Regions from separate parts of the Mus musculus genome. Here all the other regions are linked to region 2. A link is a loop called in an ENCODE intact Hi-C map of the cell type or tissue named here. Cell type or tissue: left cerebral cortex. All regions are shown on one strand. Region 1 overlaps Gramd2 (GRAM domain containing 2). Region 2 holds the start of Senp8 (SUMO/sentrin specific peptidase 8). Region 3 holds the start of Parp6 (poly (ADP-ribose) polymerase family, member 6). Region 4 holds the start of Pkm (pyruvate kinase, muscle).

Region 1 (5,000 bases), 59 kb after region 2:
CATATTTGAAGCAGTATTTCTCAGAAGATGATGATACTAAACATCCAGGAAGCGTGTAAAAAGGCCATCAACATCATTGGTCACCAGGGAAAGAGAATCAAAGCCACAAAGCTTGCCACCCCATGCCCCCGGAAGACTATCTTCAATGAAGGTGTGGGTGAGGCTGTGGAGACACTGGGACCCTTTTCTCCCCTTGGTGGGAATGTGAGACAGGGCAAGTACTTTGGAAAGAAACCTGGTGGTTCTTCAAACCGCTGAAGTTATCATGCAACCTAACAGACATCCCAAGGAACATACAAAAGAGAGTTAGAAATGGGTGTTCAGAGATGGCTCAGTGGTTCAAAGCATGTCTGCTCTTCCGGAGGACCAGAGTTCGATTTCCATTACCCACATCGCAGTTTACAAGCGTCTTTAACTTCAGCTCCTGGGGAATCTGACACTTCTAGGCCTCTGTGGGCACTTCACACGCACATGCACACCCACACACAGACATCTCTCCAGCCCCCAATTAAACAATTAAAAATAATAAATCAACAAAAATGCACGTCCACACAGAGTACTATGTGTGAATTCTCACAGCATTTTCAGAAAAGTCAAAAGATGAAAACGGCCCAAACGCCAAACGCTTATCCATAGATAAACAAAATATTTCCTTTGCTATCCAAAAAAGGCCCAAGAAACAAAAGCACTGACACATGCTAATCTCAAATGAATCTCTTTTTAAAACTCACAGCAGTGGTGTGGGAAGGGATGGCTGATCTCAGTGAGTGCAGATGCCAGAAGAGGATGTCAAATCCCCAGGAGCAGGAGTTACAGGTAGTTACTGAGCCATCTCTCCAGCCTCTATAAAAGGATCTTTACAATACTGTTAATGAAAGAAGCCAGTCACAAAAGACCACTTACTCTGTGGTTACATGAGTAAGGAAAATACAAAACTGGCAGGTCTGTACACAGACATAAAGCAGACTGGTACTTCCTGGGGGGCGGGGGCAGGGAACGGGCAAACCGGTCATAGTGATGTGTCTAATGATACATTTAGCTTCTTTGCAGGGCAAATATTCTGGAATTAAACAGTGGTCTTGGTTACACAACTGTGTGAACATTATAAACATCACTGAATTGGACAGGCAGCAGATGGCTGTGTAGCACATGGTCTTAGCCTGTATAGGGCCTAACTGCATCCCTAGCACTGAATAAAAAAGCAAACAGACATGAATTTTATAGAGTATGAATTCTATCTCAATGTAAACGAGGAGGAAGGGAGGGAAGAAGAAAGAAGAGATCCAGGGCTTAAAGATTGTATAGAAGAAAAAGAGAGAGGCAGTCCCCCCAAAATTAGGTTATATATAGGGGCCTAAGAAATAGAAAGAAAAAAAAATACGGGAAATATTGGCACTCGCCTTTAATCCCAGCATTCGCCTTTTCTTTCACCTTAATCCCGACACTCAGGAGGTAAGGACAGGGAGAATCTCTGAATTCAAGGCCAGCCTGGTCTACCGAGTGAGTTCCAGGACTGCCAGGGCTACACAGAGGACCCCTGTCTGGAAAAACATGACAAAACAAATAGGAAAATATAAAATTCCAGGCGTGTAGGTTGCCATGAAAACACGGAAGCATTTCCGAAGGAGAACTGGGCAGGCATCGGGATGAAACAGTGCTGAGGTTTGCTGAGGGTAATTAACAGCAGAAGCGAAGGACGGACCTTGAATTTGGACACGTGGACGGGTAACCTCAGCAAAGACACTTTGGTACTGTGATGGGCCTGACTCCTCCTTCCTTCCTCCCAGACTGGTGACTGGGAGGGACAGTGAGGCTCTGACCACATGTGAGGAAACCGGGCCACCAGCCAGCTCAGAACCACACTAGCCTGGGATGCTTGCCTCTCCTCCCTTCCAGTAAGAGATGGCACAGTTGCCAGGGTTGGGCAGGGCTACACACTTCTAAAAGTCCTAAAAGGTTGTTGAGAACGTTCATTGGAGACCTGGTGCTGCTTCACTGCCTGGTCACATCCCCCCCGCCCCCCTCCAGCCACTCTCACCTGCAGCTCCTCCACCCCAAGGACGCACCAACCATAGTTTCTTTGCTAAACCTGCCCTGGAAAGGACCGGGAAGACCAAGGTCCCTCGGTCCCTGGTGGCAGCCACACCCAGAATTCCAGTACCACACTTAGTGGTTCCCAAGGCGGCGCCTGCAGCGACACTGATCGCGTCAGTATGGCGCGGTCCGGCCCTCTGCCAGCTGGGGAGTCGAGCTGGTAGCAGAGTAGATCGGGAGACCTGACGTGAGAGAGGGAGCAGCGTCCCCACCAACCAGCTTCCCGGGATGCTGAGCCCGCGCTGGGCTCCTGGAGTGGTGCCCAGTACCAGAGCTGGCAGCTGGCCGCGACTGTGCACACCCCTGGCAGGGCTGGAGTCCACACCCTGCCGCAGGCTCTCGACAACGTGGCTCCCCAGGCAGATTCCTGACCAATGATCTAGTCTTGAGCAGCTTGCTGGGTCCTGGGGCCTCTTCCCCAGGGAGCACCCTATACTATGTAATTGATAAAAAGTCCTAGGGAGTGCCAGCTCTTGTCACTGTTAATTCAACCTTTGGAGGTTGTAGCTATTGTACAAAGGTGAGAAGTATAAAGATTTATGTATTAAAAAAATTGACAATGTAAGAAAAACCTAGGGGGTTGGTGAGATGGCCTAATCGGTAAGAACGCTTTCACGTAAGAATGAGGGCTTCAGTCAGGCGGATTTCTAAGTTCGAAGCTAGCCTGGTCTACAGAGTGAGTTTCAGGGCAGCCAGAGTTATACAGAGAAACCCTGTCTTGAAAAAAACAAAAAAACAAAAAAGAAAAGAAGGAAGGAAGGAAGAAAAAAGAATGAGGGCTTCAATTTGATCTGGAGAGAGGAGACGGAGAGCAATTGAGGCCGACACTTGACCTCTGAATCAAGTGAACGAGAGCAAGCAGACACACACACATGCACAGGAAGAGACAGAGAAACTGTGATACTTTGACCATACATAAAAAACACAGTAAGAGATGCCCCCCCGCCCACTGGGGGATGCCTCACACACATTAGGCAAGGATTCTACCAGCCCACCCAACTACACCCCTAGCCCTAAGAGTTCATTACTGTTCTAATTGTTACAAGAGCAACACAGAAATCTATAGCTGGGTGTGGTGGCCCATGCCTGGAACAGGAGGCTGAGGCAGGAGGATCATGCTGAGTTAGAGGCCTACCTAGATTACATAATGGGAGGGTTGGGGGAGAGGTAAAGTCTTGTAAATTGACTCTAAATGGTCCTACATTTTATTTGATCTGGAAGACTATATGCTTGAGAGCAGTCAAAAAAATTTTTTGAAAAGAAAATGTGGAGGCTCCACCTAGCCAAATGCAGAGCAAATTACAAAGGTAGTGCTGGCTTACAAAAGAGTAATATCAATGGGACACAGAGAGACCAGCAAAACATCTGTGGATATAAGAAATTTGAGTGTACAATGAAAATATTTTGAGAAAGAGAAAATAAGTTGCCTAATAAATGTGATAGGACATAGGCTATCTCACATCACTCACAAAAATATATTCCATGCACAGTAGACATCTGTATATCTCTAACTTTTGAGTTAAATTGAAGCAGGGTCTTGAACTCAAGCCAATCCTCCTGCTTCAGTCTTCTGAGTGCTGGGATTATAGGCATACATCATCACACCCAGCTAGATACCTATAAGTCTAAATATATAAAGAATTAGAATAAAATAAAAACTTTTTTAATATTAGAAGGGTTTCCCAAGTAAGGTACAAAATCTAGAAAACAAAGATTTAACTGTATAAGGGACTGCAGAGATGGCACAGTGGTCCCACACACTGGCTGCCCCTCCAGAGGACCCAGATTCTATTCCCAAACCCATATGGTGGCTCACAACTGTCTGTGACACCAGCCCTAAGGAGCACACACCTCTGCCCTTCTTCGGTACTTGGACTCACAGATACACACGCATATGCAGGCACGCATATACCTATACATAGTTTTAAAATAATAAAGCTCCCCCCACCTTTTTTGGTTTTTTGAGACAGGGTTTCTTTGTGTAGTAGTTCTGGCAATCCTAGAACTTTCTCTGTAGACCAGGCTGGTCTCAAACTCACAGAGATCCATCTGCCTCTGCCCACCCCATCCTCCAAGTGCCTGGCTACAATAATAAAGGTTGTTTTGTTTTGTTTTGTTTTGTTTTGTTTTGTTTTGTTGTGGTTTTTGGTTTTTCGAGACAGGGATTCTCTGTGTTCCCTGGCTGTCCTGGAACTCACTTTGTAGACCAGGCTTGCCTCGAACTCAGAAATCCACCTGCCTCTGCCTCCCAAGTGCTGGGATTAAAGGTGTGTGCCACCACCGCCCGGCTAATAATAAAGTTTTTAATTGCATAAGAAATGTTAAACTCTTCTACATCAAAATGTAAAATTTGATGAACAAATCAAAGCTGGGCAGTGCCATCTATGTGCCTATCACTCAATGCCCTGAAGCTAAAGCAGGCAACCTGGGCAACACAGTGGGAATTGTTTTTTAAAAACATTTGTACAGATGATTGAGTTTTAAATATATGTAATGGATATATCCAAGTCATTAAGTAACCTAGTAGAAAAATTAACAAAGCCACAGTAGAGGGACACTCATGTAATCCCAGAAGTAGAGACGCTGAGCTAAAATTGTGGAACATTCTAGGCTAGCTTGGGATACAGTTTCAGGCCAATCCTGTCTCAAAAAACAAAAACAAACAAACAAACCATACAAGCCTGATGACCTGAGTCCCATCCTTGGAACATATCATGGCAAGAAGAGACATGACTCCTGAAAGTTGTAATGCATAACATTATAAAACTATAATATACACGGGAGGCAGAGAGAGGCAGGTGGATTTCTGATACATACATACATACATATATATATATATATATATATATATATATATATATATATATAGTAAGTAGAATTGAATTTGAATCTACAATTTTGTCAAA
Region 2 (5,000 bases):
CTTCATCATATGGATCCTCACATAAGGGGAAAGATTGGAACAATATCTCCAATTTTGTCCTCTCTGTATGCTTTTCCATCAAATCACCAAGACTTGTCAACTACCAATATCCAAATTCAGAACTATGGTATCACCCTTCTAATATATTTCTGGCTTTAACTTTATTCTACTTTTAATCTGCTCTAAAGTGACTTTTAAAAATGCTCATCTGAACATTTTGGTCCCTCACTTCAAATCCTTTAATAATTGATCTGATAAATATAATTACCATTAAAAGTAGTCTTGAGTTGTAGCTCAAGAGAGTCCATGAGAAGTTTACTTCAGATACACTTCTTTTTATAGGTTCAATACAAAAATAATTATCAGAATTTTTTCAAACCATGAAAATCATTTATACATATAATACCTGGTACATTTAGAATAAAAGCTTGCAGTAATTTTTAGAAAAAGGACTAAAAATAAATCCAAGTCCATCAAAATGGAATACTACCCAACCAGTAAATGTGGCTCTTCCGTGAACACTATTGCTGAATGATCTCTAGGACTCAGCAGTAGTATGTGAAAATGGAATAATTTGTGTATAGTTTGTGTGTCTTTAAAATACAGATATAAGCTTATAAACGCTGGAAATATCACATCATACCAATTACAGAAGCTGAAAAATAGAAAATGAACAATTGGAGATTGGAGAAAGAGAAACTTTTTACTACACTATTCTGATGGTTTTGACTTCTAAACTGTGTCTCATTAATACCCATAATGTAAATTGGTTTTTCTCCCTGTATTACACACAGACACAAAAAAATGAAAGGAAAAAAAAACCGTAAGTACTAACTACAAAAATATCCCCCACCCTTACATAAACATTAAAATTATACACTTAACACTTAACATTACGCTTCCCTCTTGACATCTCAGGAGTATAATTTCAACAAACATTTTATTCAATATTTTACTACTACTAAGAAAGCTGTTAATAATAACTTCAATTCTGAATGACACTTATACTTGGTCCTTGGAGAAGACTGGGTGGTAAAAAAATACTAAAAACATTAGCCTTCAGGGATTAAGAACAGCTATAAATGCTGTTTTTCTAACAAGTTCAAAAACAGTAAATCCAAAACTCCTCTAGTTAAAAACCTGTGTATCTGTACAAATCTACAGTGCTGAGACAAATATATGAAGAGTTACTTATCTTCATTGGTGTAATGCAACTTAATCCTTACAGAAGCCCAGAAGTGACAAGATATAGACTGGTTCTTTCCTTCTACTGAAGAGACAAGATGAGGAGCAAGCAGCTTGCCCTTGTAACAGCACACATACCCTCCCTGCCTGGGCTTTCACACTCTTTGCTCTCTTTCCCTTTCAGCAACCAGTCCCTGAGGCTCCAAACATGGGTCTCAGTCTGACTCCTTAAAATCCAATGGAGTGAATATACTGGACTATGTAAATAACCCCTTCGAGTTTTCCTGGAAACTTCTTTTCAACCAAAGATCCCGATTGGTTAGAAATCAGGTAACAAGGTTTGCTTAAGAGGTCTTCTAGAGAAACTACACCAGGGCGGGGGGGGGGGGGGTGTGAGGGGGCGATCCAGCACTCTGATGGTGATTTGAAGGGCTAACCGGAGACCTACTAGGTAAGAGCATCATGACATTGGGCTATCTGAAAGCTCGTATGGGTAGGGGGAAAACCTAGCAAACCTGACTGGAAGTAAGCTGCGTGAGGGTCCCTATGAAAGCTCGGGTAGCGATGACTCGTAGGATACCCAAAGATCTGGGACGTAGCAATGCATTAGGAAGCAGTAGTGGCCTTGGTTCCCAGACAAGGATCCGCTCCGACATAACGGTGTCTAGAGGTTCCAGTCAGAGTCCTAAAGAGGGTCTAAAGAGGTTCTAGCAGGAGGTGGAAGGGGGCCAGTGACAGAAGCGCCGCGGCTACTGGTGGACAGAATGGTGTCTGGTCAATGAAAGGTACGGGAGAGTCGAGTCTGGGGGTGGAATCCCGGCGGTACTCCGGCGATTGCTAGGCTTTAGGGGCAGAGCTGCTGGCGGGGCGTCTCCGCCGGGGCGGGGCGGGGCAGCCCTCCGGGAGCCAAAGAGCCGAGCGGGAGACGTGGGCCGGGCCAGGCCAGGCGGCAGGGCCGCTGGGTGCTGGGGCGGGTCTTACCTCTGGCTGCGCCGCGGTGGCCACCACAGCCCCTTCCTCTTCGGCGGTAGCCGCTTCCCCAGCTCGGTTTCCAGGGTCAGAAGGAGAAAGCAGAGGCCGAGGCCGCCGGGGGGTAGGAGGGTTCCGCGAGGGTGGGCCCAGTCGCCTCAGGGTCCGAGAGAGCGGCGGCCGCGCATCCCCCGCCCTGTCAGAGAGACTCCGCCCGGACTGGGCAGGCACATCCCCCGCCGCACCCCGCCCAGAGAGCACGCGTTGGAAGCTAAACCGCGGTCCCTGCTTTTGCCCGGGGACCGGTATCTCCGCCGCAGTCCCTCCCCGTCCTGCCAGGACTTTCCGACGGCCACCGCCAACTGCCTCTGCGTCCCCAGTCCTCTCAGGCCTGCGCGCCCCCGACCCCGCTCACGCGGCCCCGCCCCGCGCGGCTCTCCAGCAGCAGCCGAGCAGGCGCGCGCGCACTTACCTCCCACGCCCCCTGCTGCCAAGCCCCGGACAGCCCCGCCCGGCCCCGCCTCCGCACGTGACGCTGCTGGAGCGGGCTGCCTGCGCTTGCGCGGACACGCCTATTTTCCACCCTCCGAATGGCCCCGCCTCCCCATTCCTTCTTCACTTTACGGCAGGGCTGAGACCTCCGTGTTAGATTCTCGATTACTACATAAAAACGTCGTAAGGTTGGAAAGGCAAACTCTGGGATTACGACCTTAAGTCTCACTTTCCGGCCAGTACAGAGCTCCCTGAAGGCTGGTTGGGTTGGTGAGGCCTGAGGAATAGGTAAGACGCCTCCTCCCTACTTAGGTTTGTCTCAGTTTTTGGAAGCAGTGGATCGCTTTGCGCTCCACGCAGACTCTAGTGTGTCCGAGCCCCTTCCTCATTCTGCAGCTGGATTCTCAGCGCCGCCCCTTTTCCACACACGCACGCCCCTCCCCCCACTTGTTCCCGCCCCCGTGGCCAAGTATTTCTTTCCATTCATTCCACAGACTTTTCACTGAGTTGTTTCTATGCTGTAAAATCCAGAATATTAGAAGAAAATGAAAAAATATCCGCTCTTTTGAAGTGCTGTGATGTAGGAAACAAAGAATCCGCAATGGTAACACAGTAAAATAACACGGGATGAGCTGAACACAAACGGGGGAGTGGGGGGGGGGGGGTCCTTGATTGCAGAAGAGGACTTTTCCCAAATGACTTTCAGGCCTGTGGAGAACTCGTGTTAAAACCTTGGTGGACCGAAACTGGCCAGAAAGAAAATGGGAGTAGAGAAAGGCTAGTACAAAGGCATGTGACAAACAACCTAAGAGTAAAAAGCAAGAGGATTGGCATATACCTAGTAAAAACCGCGCAGGTAGACTTCCATTTGAAACAACTAGACTATGTGGCGAGTGAATTTAAGGCCAATCTTGATCACAAGGCGGGGGAAACTTAACTATAACAAGTGCAAGAAATAATCAGATGCAGGTGCAAAGGCTGTTTTTGAAGATGGCTGATTGCCTGGGATGGCTGGCCTGTTAGCTCCTGAAAGAATAAGGCAGCTAGATCTCCAAGTGGGAAGCCAGTCTGAGCCAATTTTAAAAAAAAAAAAAAAAAAAAAAAAAAAAGCAGATATGGTAGTACACGCCGAGTTTCAGGCTAGCAGGGGATACATAGTGAAACCTTGCCTCAAAGAATAAAGTGAAGTTTAGCTCAGTGAGTAGAACAAGCACTAGATTCTGGGCTCTGGGTCAGTCCTGACTTGGGGAGGTCGGGGCGTGATGGGTGAGTGAAGGGTGAGCCATGGAACCTGAAAGTGAATGACTAAGGGTGAGGAGGGGTAGAGAAGAGAAAAACAGCAGGAGAACACGAGCTTGTCCGTCCATTAGAATCACCTAGGATGCTTTTTTTTTTTTCTTTTTTTAAGTAAAACTAATACCCCTCCAACAAACTATAGCTCACTAGATGACTAATGTTAAGGGTAGAGTCCAGCAAGCTACACAGGAGCGATGAGTGGTGTGAATAGACAAGAAGCTGAGGGAGTTGATTTCCAAACCTTAAAAGCAGGAATCCTTTGACGAGAAAGAATTGAAGATAAGATGAGAAGCTTTAGCAGAAGACTGAAAGAATTAAATGACTGCTCTGGGAACTGAGAGAAGGGAAGCCACTCCTGCCTTTCCAGTCAGGACGGTTCCGTGTGCGTGGGAGGCGGGGAGGGCATGTAGGCGGGAAGTTTGCAGCTAGTGCTAGGCCGTGCTCCTCAACTGAGCCCTATCCCCAGCTTCTCTCAGTTTTTGCTCTTGCTTTGGGTTTTTGCAATAGGGACTCACTGAATTGCTTGGTAGCCAAGGCGGCCGTAAGCTTTCGGATCCTCTTTGCATCGGCTACCACTTCTGCTTCCCATCTCCAATCCTAATCAGATCACCTCAGTTATGGACCCTTCCTCTTCCTGGTAACCCGGTTGTATAAGCTATATGTCCAGGCTCAAAGCTTAAAAACCATCTACATTTTTAGCCCCTCCCCCAAAACAGAGATGAGCCAATTATGGGATTCTAAGCCCAACATCCACTCGCCCTAGACATTCCTGTACACTCAGCCTTGACAATTCAAAGTGTCTTTCTCATTTACTAATTTAAGAACAAGATATAAAGATATTTAAAACGCAGCCTTCTTACAGTCCCACAGTATTGGGGAATACAGGCTTTTAAACAAAAAATTCACTTGACAGAAAAAGTTGTATGAGGTAAAGCCCAAGAAAGCATAGCTGCTGTATGTTAACTAGGGTTAATCAAAGGAAACCTGTCTGTCTGCCTCCTGATAAGAGTGTTGTCCGATAAGGCTAGAGCATTGTATGAAGGAAGAGTAGGGCTGGG
Region 3 (5,000 bases), 130 kb after region 2:
ATAGCAGTTTTTAAGCTGGCAGTACTATCTGACTGATCAAAAAAACAACATGCAAAAATCAATTACAACTAACACCCTTAGAGATGAGATAACCTCATATCTGATAATTGCTTTAAAAATATTCGGGGGGGGTTATAAATAAGGTCCAATTATATGTATGAAAAAACTCATTGTAGGTCAACCAGAATTTTATTTTCAATTAAAAAAAATTAAATATTACCCCAGTTCCAAATAAAATAAGTGGGAAAAGAGAAGAAATAAATTTGGCAAAATGCTGATAACTGTAAACCAAGCATGGTGGGATGTGTCTTTAATTCCAGCACTCTGCAGGGGGATGGTGGTGCCCACTTTTAATCCCAGCAGAGGCAGGCAGATTCGGTGAATTCAAGGCAAGTTTGGGCCACAGAATGAGCTCCAGGACAGCCAGGACTAGAAAGAGAAATCTTGTCTCAAAAAACAAAAACAAAAACAAAAACAAAACCCAGAATTTTTAAAGGCAGAGGCAAAAGGTTCTCTCTGTGTTCTCCACCAGTGCAGACTACATACTGAGTCTCAGGAGAGCCAAGAGCTACATTTCACAAAACAAACAACAGCAACAAAAAATGGAAACTGATGAAGCTAATGTACACAAGGGTTTCCTATATGCCCTACTTTTGGGTACATAGTTGAAATTTTCTACATTTATAAAATCAAATGCTTTCCCTTTGTCTCTGTGCTCTCTGCTGTTCTTCAAACACAGTAAGAATAGTCCCACTACACATCTTGTCTCTACTGTTCTCCCCTTTAGGATTCCTTTTTAGATATCCACACTCTGGCCAAAGGTCACCTTGACTGCCCATATAAAATACCCACACTAGCATTCTCGATCCCCCTCCACATTGTTTTCTTCACCACAGCTCTGACCACTCTTACATTTATCTCTCACCAGACTGTAAGCTCTCTCTGTATATGAGTACTTTGTCTTCAGGCACACCAGAAGTGGGCATCAGATCCCATTACAGGTGGTTGTGAGCCACCATGTGGTTGCTGGGAACTGAACTCAGGACCTCTGGTAGAGCAGTCCAGTGGTCCTAACTGCTGAGCCATCTCTCTCACTCCTGACTGTAGCTCTATAAGCAAAGATTTTACTGTTTTCACCATTCTCAGCCTCTATAACACATTTACTGAATTAGTGAATGAGCCCTCAGCTATGTACCTAGGCCAAATAGGAGGTAAGTATAAGAACTTAAATGCTGCTACTAAACTGACAAAAATCACACAAAATGCTTTTTAAAAATCAAGACTTCATTCACCTTCAAGAGCAGCTGAGGTGCCAATTATGAAGTTTGGGACCAGGGTTCTTTTAGATTGAAAACAGTCAAATGCTGCTCTGGACGAAGAGGGAAGCACTACAGTCCAGCCTGGGTTGTCTTGGGGTGAGCAGTAGAATGAGGGCAGCTTAGGCTAGAAGTGCCAACTTTCTCAAGGTCTTTCACTGTAGAAGTCAAGGAAAACTGAGCATCTCCTCAGGGTTTGCTGCTTGGTTTCTGATGCTATTAAAAGGAGGGGGTAAAAAAAATCAGTTTTTCTAAGGAAAAGACAGTTATGAAATGACCAGCTTCTCCAACCAGACTGTTTTAGTAAAAAAAGACTTGAATCCTCAACACTCCATGGCCTTCTCTCAGGAATGGAGAGTAGATTTAAAAGCTGGAGAGTGGGAAAAGGCAGATGGTGGAGCACGGAATTCATTAAAAAAGAAAAAAAAAAAAAAAGAGGGGGCTGAGAGATGACCTAGTTCAAAGTTTTCATGTTACATATTTAATACTCCAACCTAGGGAGGTCACAAAACTTGCATAAGTAACTTGAACGTTTGATAGGGCCAAATCTATCCATTTTTTCATGTAATAACTAGTTCGGGGTGGGGGTGGGGGGCAGATCTGGAACCTTTCAAGAGGAGCTAGATCAAATAGAGACTATTAAGAGTGCCCAGAGAAGTGTGCTGTTAGGCTCAGTGTTTATTCTGGGGGATGGCAGCTCGCATTAACACGCTTGGTCTATTTCTATGAGATCGTGCCAACGGTAAATAAGCCTTCGGACGACCCACAAAGGTCTTTTTCTCTACGTCCATTGGCACTTTTCAGAGTGACCATTTAACGTATACCTAGTCAAGAGACGCCTCTGATCTCAACGTCTACATTCTGGGCTTGACTTCCAGCTCAGTGTGCTAGGAGAAGAAAACTCCACTCCAACGGAAGTGTCAAAAGGACTAGGCTACTAAACAAAGGGCGAAGGAGGGTGCGGAGGGGCGAGACCCGCGGGCCAGCGCTAACCCTAGCCCGGGCGGAGGGAGAAGACCAAGACGCTCGCGAGGACACCTGCGCATGCAGGGCAGGGCCTGAGGCCTCTTCTCCAGGTGTCCCCCAAAGCCCTCAGCTCCGGCCTTCCCCGTTAAGGACCCGTCTGCGGCTCGCCGCCGCCAGCCGCCCAGCCGAGCGAAGCCTGTCAGCATCCCTTACTTGGTCCCTCAGGCAGGGCGGACCTTGCCAGCAGCCCGACCGCCCCGCCCCATCCCCACTCCAGCCTCCCCACACGCCAGCCTAGAGAGTACTCACGGCGACCCCGGGCCGCGCGCGGCCGCCGCGGAGGGGACGAGCGGCCCGGGACGCCCCGCGGGGGCGGAGCGGCAGGCCAAGGGGCGGGGACCGAGGCGGGCGGGTGAGGTCGCGCACCACACGCCTCAGCGTGCGGTCTCGGGCACGCCGGGGCGCTCTGCGCATGCTCAGGCGAAGACACCGCGATCAGGTGTCCTCTTCCGACCAACCGCGGTGCGTGCTGTACCTGGGCGTGTCCCCACCCCAGGGTGCTAGCCAGGGCGCGCGTGCGCAGTGATCCAGAGTTGAAGGCGTGAGGAAGCGAGAGAGTGGCGCTTGCGCTTTGGGGCCCGGAGGGAGCTTGAGAAAGAGGTTCTCCGGACATGCCGAAATATAATGTTTTTCTTTGTCGCCTCGTGTGGTTAGGAGGGTTGCAGAAGAAGGTAATCTAGATTGCCTATATAGAGATACTGAGGTGCCCCTTTGGTGCAGCTTGAAGCCAGACAAAAATAGGAATCAAAAGTTAAAATTCTGAAATCTGACTTGCTCCCATGTTCATTTGCTTCGGTGTACCGACCGCACCCAGGCTTTCTCATCACACAGGGGACTGGGGACATAGCTCACTTGGAAGAGTGTTTGCCTAGCAACCACAAACCCTTAGTTTATGCACAGGTGTGTAAATCCCGTGTCGTGCCTGTAGTCTGTATAATGTTATCTCAGCATTCAGAAAGTTGAAGCACAAAAATCAAGTTAGAAGTCTTTTTGTTTTTTGTGGTTTTTTTGTTTTTGTTTTTGTTTGTTTTGTTTTGTTTTTCGAGACAGGGTTTCTCTGTATAGCCCTGGCTGTCCTGGAATTCACTCTGTAGACCAGGATGGCCTCCAACTCAGAAATCCACCTGCCTATGCCTCCCAAGTGCTGGGATTAAAGGCGTGTGCCCCCATAGAAGTCTTAAGCTACATAGCCAATTCAAGGCCAGCCTGGGATATATGAAACCATCTCAGAAATTAACTAAATGAAACATTTTAGTTGGGATGGAAGAGAAAGCTCAGCAGCCAAGATCAGTGGCTGCACTTGTCAAAGGCCTGGGTTGGGTTCCCAGCACCTACGAGTCAGTTCACAATAATTTGAAACTCCAGTTTCAGGAGATCTACTACCCTCTCTGGCCATCACAGGCACTAGGAACCAATGCGTTGCACGCACATATATGCAGGAAAACACAAACATGCATATGTAAAATTAATCTTAAAAAAAAAAAGTGGGGCTGGAGAGATGACTCAGGGGTTAAGAGCACTGGCTGCTCTTCCAGAGGTTCTGAGTTCAATTCCCAGCAACCACATGGTTGCTCAGAACCATCTATAGTGAAATCTTGGGCCCTCTTCTGGCATGCAGGTGTACATGCAGATACTCATACATTAAAAATAAAAAAAACCCTTAAAAAAAAAAAAGTGTGGGACGGTAGTGGTGCATGCCTTTAATCCCAGCACTTTAAAGGCAGAGGCAGATCTCTGAGATGCTAGTCTGGTCTACAGCACTAGTTCTAGGACACTCAAAGCTACACAAAGAAACAGTCTCAAAAAAAAAGAAGGAAGGAAAGAAGAGAAAATTAAATTATTGCATTCTTGGCTTGAGCCGTTGTGCTTGCCCCCTGGGTTCTAGTTTCTCTCCTTGCTTACTCATGAGTCTCAACTGGATCGAGCCAAGGATCCCCAGGCCGCTGACTGCTAACAGATTTTGGTGTTTTGTTACATTGTAATAACTGAAGAAAACTGAGGGATATACTCCAGTCTCAGAGTGCAATAGTTCACAGTAGTTCAGAACTGGACTTAGGGTCACATAGTCTTCTGAGAGCATGCACTGTGGAAATGTGTTCAACATAAGAAAACACAAAGGTTTTGTTCCCATGAATGAAATGTGGAATGGCAGAATCCCACAACCTCCCAGGATTCCCTCTCTTTAACCCTTTCCCTCTCATGCTCCCGTACTCAATGAATTTTAACTGCTTTATAGATTATTATGCTCTTCCTGGCTTTCTTCATTTTCCATTAGTCAGTTACTCCCTCTCTCCCTCCCTCCCTGCCTCCTTCCCTCCTTGACTGTCTCCCTCCCTGCCTCCCTTCCTCCCTCTGTGTGTGTGTGTGTGTGGGGGGGTGATGGGGGTGGGGAGAGAGGGGGAGGGGGAGAGAGAGAGACTCTCACCAAAAGAGTTGTTTATAAATGGATTGACTGGTTGGCCAGCAAACTCCAAGGATTCTCTTGTCTCTTCCTCTCCAGTGCTGGGATTACAGATGGTACTACTGTACCCCACTTTTTACATGGGTAATGAGGATCTGACTTTGAGTCTTCCAAGTTTTCATGCAGATTTTTACTGACTGAGTCACCACCCCAGGACCTACATCACTATAATCTCAGTTCTGTTAGTAGACCTAGTG
Region 4 (5,000 bases), 93 kb after region 2:
GCCTTTTCCCCAAGGAGTGGGATCTAAAGACTCCATTTCTCCCACCCAGAACTTAGCATCAACACTGACTTTTTATCTTTATAGTTTCCAAAACTTAATTAAATAGCATTCTGACTTTATTCAGTTCATAGTCCATTTTGTTTTTTCCAACTCACAACTTCTCCAATCCCACTGTCCTTTGCTCAGTATGATTACAGACACGTGCTACTATGTGCATTTTATGTAGTAGTAGGGATGGACCATGGCTTTGTATCAGATCTACATTGCCAGCCCCTTCCCTACTTTGTTTTTTTGAGACAAGGACTCTACAAATCCTGACTGTCCTGTCTCTCTGAGATTAAAAATACATTCCACCACACCCAGCCCTTCTCTACATCAAATCAAACCTTTGACTCCTCCAAAGTGGGCATGGCAAAGGGTAAAGTCTTTTACACTGGAGACACCAGTACTTTAAGGCCAAAATATGGCCTAAAGGTTATTCACACATTTAGAAGGAATACAGCTTCCTTTGGAGGCAGGCCTCAGGAGATGCTCAGAGCTCCCTAGAGGCCACTTAAGGTACTGCAGCCCAGACCTCTCTCCTACGTGCAGACAGGCACAAACCACAGTAGGGGTGTGGCCTCACAGCACAGCTGGTGGTGCCCTGGGACCACCTCCAAACCTGAGTAGCTACACTAGGCCTTAAGATCCAGCAGTTTTGCAGGCCACGATGCACGTGGGGCTCACCTCTCCTGATTACTACATAGCCAAAGTAAGTCTGGCTCTTGGTTAAAAATTTCAAGACGCACGAAAGTTCCAGGGCAGGAAGAATGTTCTTCGTCATACAGTCATCTACTCCTATTATAGTCTCCATGAGTGCAGTTTACAGAGATGACTCGGTCCTTTACCAGAAGCAGTAAAAAAAAAAAAAAAAAAAAAAACTCACCAGTTAACTTGCCTGTGGGTATTTGAGATGATTGAGAAACTGAAAGACAAATGAGTCATTTTCCTCTACCTCAATCTCCAGCTTAGTTCTTGCCCAACTCGTGTCGACTTGCTGCAAAAAAGCTAAAGATGCTAAAAACCCAATGTGAGTTTAAGGCAAGAAACGCTTTTTCTACCTTTCTGTCCATAGCCGCTTCCTCATCCCTTCCACTCAATATTAAGCAATTAACAGCTTTAAGAAATAAAATAGCGTTTCCTGTGACCAACACGTTCATATAACACAGATGGCATACCCAGCCCCCATAAATCTGTTTGGAGTCAGCTATGAAATGTGCCAAGTCACTCACTGGCTGGACTAAACTCAAAGTCATTTGCCAGTTTGCCTCCAGAACACCGGGAATAAAGGGATCAAGGGCCATTATACCTGGTTGAGATACATTTCCACCAAAGCCCACTCCCAAAATAGGGTTTCTGTGTAGCTCTGGATGTCTTGGTACTTTGTAGAGTAGGCTGGCCTCAAACTCAGATCTGCATGCCTCTGCCTCCTGAGTGCTGGCAAACAGTTCTTAACAAATTTCCCTACAAATTAAATAATTTAAAATATAATGCTTAAAATGAAAATAGCTATGTACTAAATAAGTGATTAGTATTCATATAGTTTGGCTTAAGCAATAATTCAGAAATGCCTCGAGAGAAACTGCCAATCTGGATACTGGTTGTTCTATGAAAAGCTGCTGTGCCAATCATTCAAGAATGAAAATATGCCGTCTAGAAGCAGCCACTCCACATTTCCACTCTTATGGTCACCTTCATTTAGGTGATACCCGCCACCTCTGGAAACAGGGTATCACCCGCTCCATGTTCTCAAGCTCACAGGCCTTCCTCCCAAGTACTGGGATTAAAGCTGAACCACCACACTCAGTCTGAGTGAGACATGTTTAATTCAGGGAAAATGCACGCTATTTGACTCACTAAAAAAGAGGGAACCTTACAACACTTCAGAGAACAAGTGTGGTCCCCTCACTCACCCAAGGAAGAAAATTTTCTCAAAAGCCGCAAAGTTGAAAGGTTGAGTCATCTTGCCCAGACCCGGTGATGGTTTACACTACTTTCCCAAAGAACACCCTCACTGCCTTTCCTACAGCATAATCAGGCCATCAGAGGGCAAATTATTTGCTAACAATGCTTCCTTGAGTCTTGATCTGAGCCCCCCCACCCCACTGTTGGGGCAACAGTACCAAACTTCCTACAAGCCAGAAGGCATAAAAGGCTTACTTGAACAAAGAGGACCGGAAGGCTTCTATCTGGGTACCTGTTTCTTTGTTTCTACCCTCACAGCCAAAGACAAAGGCTGCACAGATTTCTCCCTTTAGATAGCTCTTTCTCAGGAGAGCTGCAATGTAACATTAATTACTTTGTAAACACTGACGGGATTCCAGAGAGAATTTGTTTCCATGGGCATACTGGGTATTCAGAGCCTACCTGCCTCCCCAAGCTTACCCCTAATGTGCATAAAAATAGTAAGGAGACAGAATCAAGTTGGTAGCCTTCAAGGTAACTACTTCATTCATTGACCAAAAGGATATAATGCATGCCCTTCTGGATATTTCACCCGAGGTTAGTCACTACATCGAGGATGGCCCGTACTTACAAGGAGACCAGTAATTTAGCAGCCTGGAGTGACACAGGACCAGAGGCCAAACCTAAGAATATTAATAGATCACACCGGATTCCAAAACCTAGCTGCCTCCATGCACGACTGGATTTTCACTATAAGGTTCACTTTTTCCAAACTACCAGTGTCCTGGATTTGGAAAAAGTGGTCGAGCTCTTATCTTACTATGACTGGGTATTTACTGGGTCTTTATAGCCTTCAGACTAGAAGATGCCCGGCTTTTTCAAAACCAGTATGCCGGCCACCTTGTGCATGCAGCCCCATCTTCCTCATAGCACTGACTTGACAAAATCTGCTTCCCTAATTAGACCGAGCTCTGTGGGCTATGTGTGTTCTGGTAGCGTCGGGCTCCAGTTTCTGTCGGGAACGGGTATGGGTTGATCGCCCACCCTCCCCCTCGCCAGCACGTGGGAGCAGCATGACCGATTAATCAGACGCATCGCAGTACGTGCCGCCCCTCCGCCGCAGGATGGAGCGCGAGAGCAATGAGGGCCCGTGCCCACCACCAAAAATCTGCGGGCACACAAAACAGGCAGCAATAGCGGCCAACCTTTCTTGCCAGGCCACCGGGAATACAAAAGTTACGTAACTTGTAGCTGCATTACCAAGGACCGCTAGTGACTGCATCCTACCTCCATGCACCGGACCACGAGGAGTCCGCGGACGTGACTAGAATGCGGGGGGAGGGGAAAAGCTGCGAGGGGGAGGGGCGAGGATATGGAGGTTGAAAGGATGCTGCGGCGCGGACGTGACCGGATCGGAGGGGGGAGGGGCGACGAAGAGCTGCGAACACTGGCGCGGGAAGAGAACGCTGACCTGAAAGGAGGATGAACGCGGAGGCTGAATGGGGGGTGGGGGTGGGGTGAGTAGGGGAATTATTTCAAGTAGAGATTAAGAGGAGGGCACCGAATTATGAGGGCACAGAGCTAAGAGGAAGGTCGTAAGTCGTAGTGGATGTAGGAGGACGAGCATCGGAGCAGGGCGAGAACAGGGTGGCGAGGATAGCAATAGTAAGATAAGAGGCTGGAACCAGATTGAGATGGAAGAGAGAGCAGAATGAGACCGTGGGAAAGGAGCTAGCCGGCCACCCTCAATTTGGAGGATTAAGACTTGGACTCAAGTGTGGCTCCTCCCCAACCCGGAGTGGGATGCTCGATGCCTGGCGCCTGAGTCCCGCGTGGGCAGGCAGGCCTGCGTTACACACCAGTGGGCATCGGCTCTGGGGACAGATGGCTTAGGTTCTCCCCGCTCACCTCGGGCGTACTTCGGTTCCTGCTGCGATACCTAGAGCGGACGTCAGTCAAGTGAAGACGAGTCGCTGCTGTGCGGGGCTGCGCCGACTGGGCCTCAAGGTTATCACAGCTGCGGGCCGCCGCAATCCCTCCGCAGCCCCGCCCCTCGCCCAATCCGGGCTGCGGCCGGCGGCGCCCCGCCTCTCAACGGGGCGCCCGCACCTCCTGAGAGAAGCTCAGGGTAGGCGGGACAAGCAGGTTGCCCTTTTGAGGAGGACTACCTTCCGTGGCGGAAGGACATCGTAGACCAAATTTGCTCAAGGGTTATCCTGTTGACCAATGGGGAAGTGGTGAGGGAGCAAGGCCCGCCCACCGGGCCAGCGCCGCCGCCGCCACCACCACCCCTAGGTTCCCGGGCGCCACCGCCACCTGTTGCTTTAGATCGGCTACAAAATGTTCCCTTTTTGGCCTTTTGCCCAGGTCTCCCCATCTGCCCTGGCCTACCAGGGCGGTGCCCAGATTTATAGGTCCACGGACATTCCTCCAGCCCCGCCCGGAGACTCTCCACCCTCCCGGCGCCCGCCCCAGTACACCCTCTGAGGCTGAGCGGAACGGGAAGCTGGGGTGATGGGAGCAAGAGAGTGGTGGAAGGTCTGGGCTGCCTCCTAGAGGGTTCCAGACTTAGAGGCTGGGTAGGAAGAACTTAAGTCTCTCTTTGGAACGTGAGCGCGACCTCCTAATAAGGAGGGCTAGATTGGACCCATGTTAATACTTTGAGTCTCGAATCCTGCACTTTTAAAATGCCTGGACCTGGACGCAGCAAACCAATCCAAGGTAATTAGTGCAGAACTGGACCTACGTGTAGCCATTATCTATGCAGGAGTCAACACTGGTTTTTGACTCAGGCGTGTATGTATTTAAATTTGTAGTATTGGAGGCATTAACAATTTTTTCCCTACAAAGTATTTTCTAATTTCCCAACTGTTAACACTAGTCTTCATTCCGCAGAGTTTTGAAAGCAGATACAATGTTGCCACATTCTAAATGGGAAGACTGTACCTTAGGTTTTGGATTTTTTTTGGTTTTGTTTTGTTCTTTTGTTTTTCTTGGTAAAAGATGGGTGTGACCATTTCAAGCAGACACTTCTTTGTAGTTGAATCACAGGCCTT

What was found. Peaks named below come from ENCODE experiments on the same cell type or tissue, not always from the same donor. Only the 100,000 strongest peaks of a DNase experiment are listed, where the experiment ranks them.
Region 1: a loop joins it to region 2, with 2.3 times the contacts of the local background. A loop is called at or near these places in 5 of 42 quality-filtered maps.
Region 3: a loop joins it to region 2, with 2.4 times the contacts of the local background. A loop is called at or near these places in 2 of 42 quality-filtered maps.
Region 4: it touches region 2 in a loop (4-fold over the local background); 5 of 42 quality-filtered maps call a loop at or near these places.

The regions. Positions count from the first base shown.
Region 1 is chr9:59,689,141-59,694,140 of GRCm38, reverse strand. The region is part of intron 1 of Gramd2 (GRAM domain containing 2); the gene reads right to left. Among named protein-coding and RNA genes, the nearest start is that of Gramd2, 11 kb to the right of the region's middle. In left cerebral cortex, no CTCF peak of the experiment used is centred here; DNase peaks (open chromatin) are centred at 1,839 and 2,298; H3K4me3 peaks cover 1,216 bases; H3K27ac peaks cover 1,691 bases.
Region 2 is chr9:59,748,512-59,753,511 of GRCm38, reverse strand. It overlaps Senp8 (SUMO/sentrin specific peptidase 8), which reads left to right and starts at 2,863. Exons shown (of 2, transcript NM_027838.3): 1 at 2,863-2,934. Myo9a (myosin IXa) reads right to left here and starts at 2,338. Exons shown (of 44, transcript NM_173018.2): 1 at 2,167-2,338. In left cerebral cortex, a CTCF peak has its summit at 2,632 (motif pointing left); DNase peaks (open chromatin) are centred at 2,109, 2,727, 3,489, 4,362 and 1 more place; H3K4me3 peaks cover 3,644 bases; H3K27ac peaks cover 1,464 bases.
Region 3 is chr9:59,615,000-59,619,999 of GRCm38, reverse strand. It overlaps Parp6 (poly (ADP-ribose) polymerase family, member 6), which reads right to left and starts at 2,716. Exons shown (of 24, transcript NM_001205239.1): 1 at 2,592-2,716; 2 at 1,293-1,532. Gm51709 (a long non-coding RNA gene) reads left to right here and starts at 2,876. Exons shown (of 3, transcript XR_003948337.1): 1 at 2,876-3,013. In left cerebral cortex, a CTCF peak has its summit at 2,987; DNase peaks (open chromatin) are centred at 2,174 and 2,827; H3K4me3 peaks cover 1,957 bases; H3K27ac peaks cover 1,121 bases.
Region 4 is chr9:59,655,502-59,660,501 of GRCm38, reverse strand. It overlaps Pkm (pyruvate kinase, muscle), which reads right to left and starts at 3,926. Exons shown (of 11, transcript NM_011099.4): 1 at 3,853-3,926. It overlaps Gm51708 (a long non-coding RNA gene), which reads left to right and starts at 4,596. Exons shown (of 4, transcript XR_003948336.1): 1 at 4,596-4,665. In left cerebral cortex, CTCF peaks have their summits at 541, 3,051 and 4,524; DNase peaks (open chromatin) are centred at 3,058, 3,297, 4,095, 4,385 and 2 more places; H3K4me3 peaks cover 4,588 bases; H3K27ac peaks cover 4,413 bases.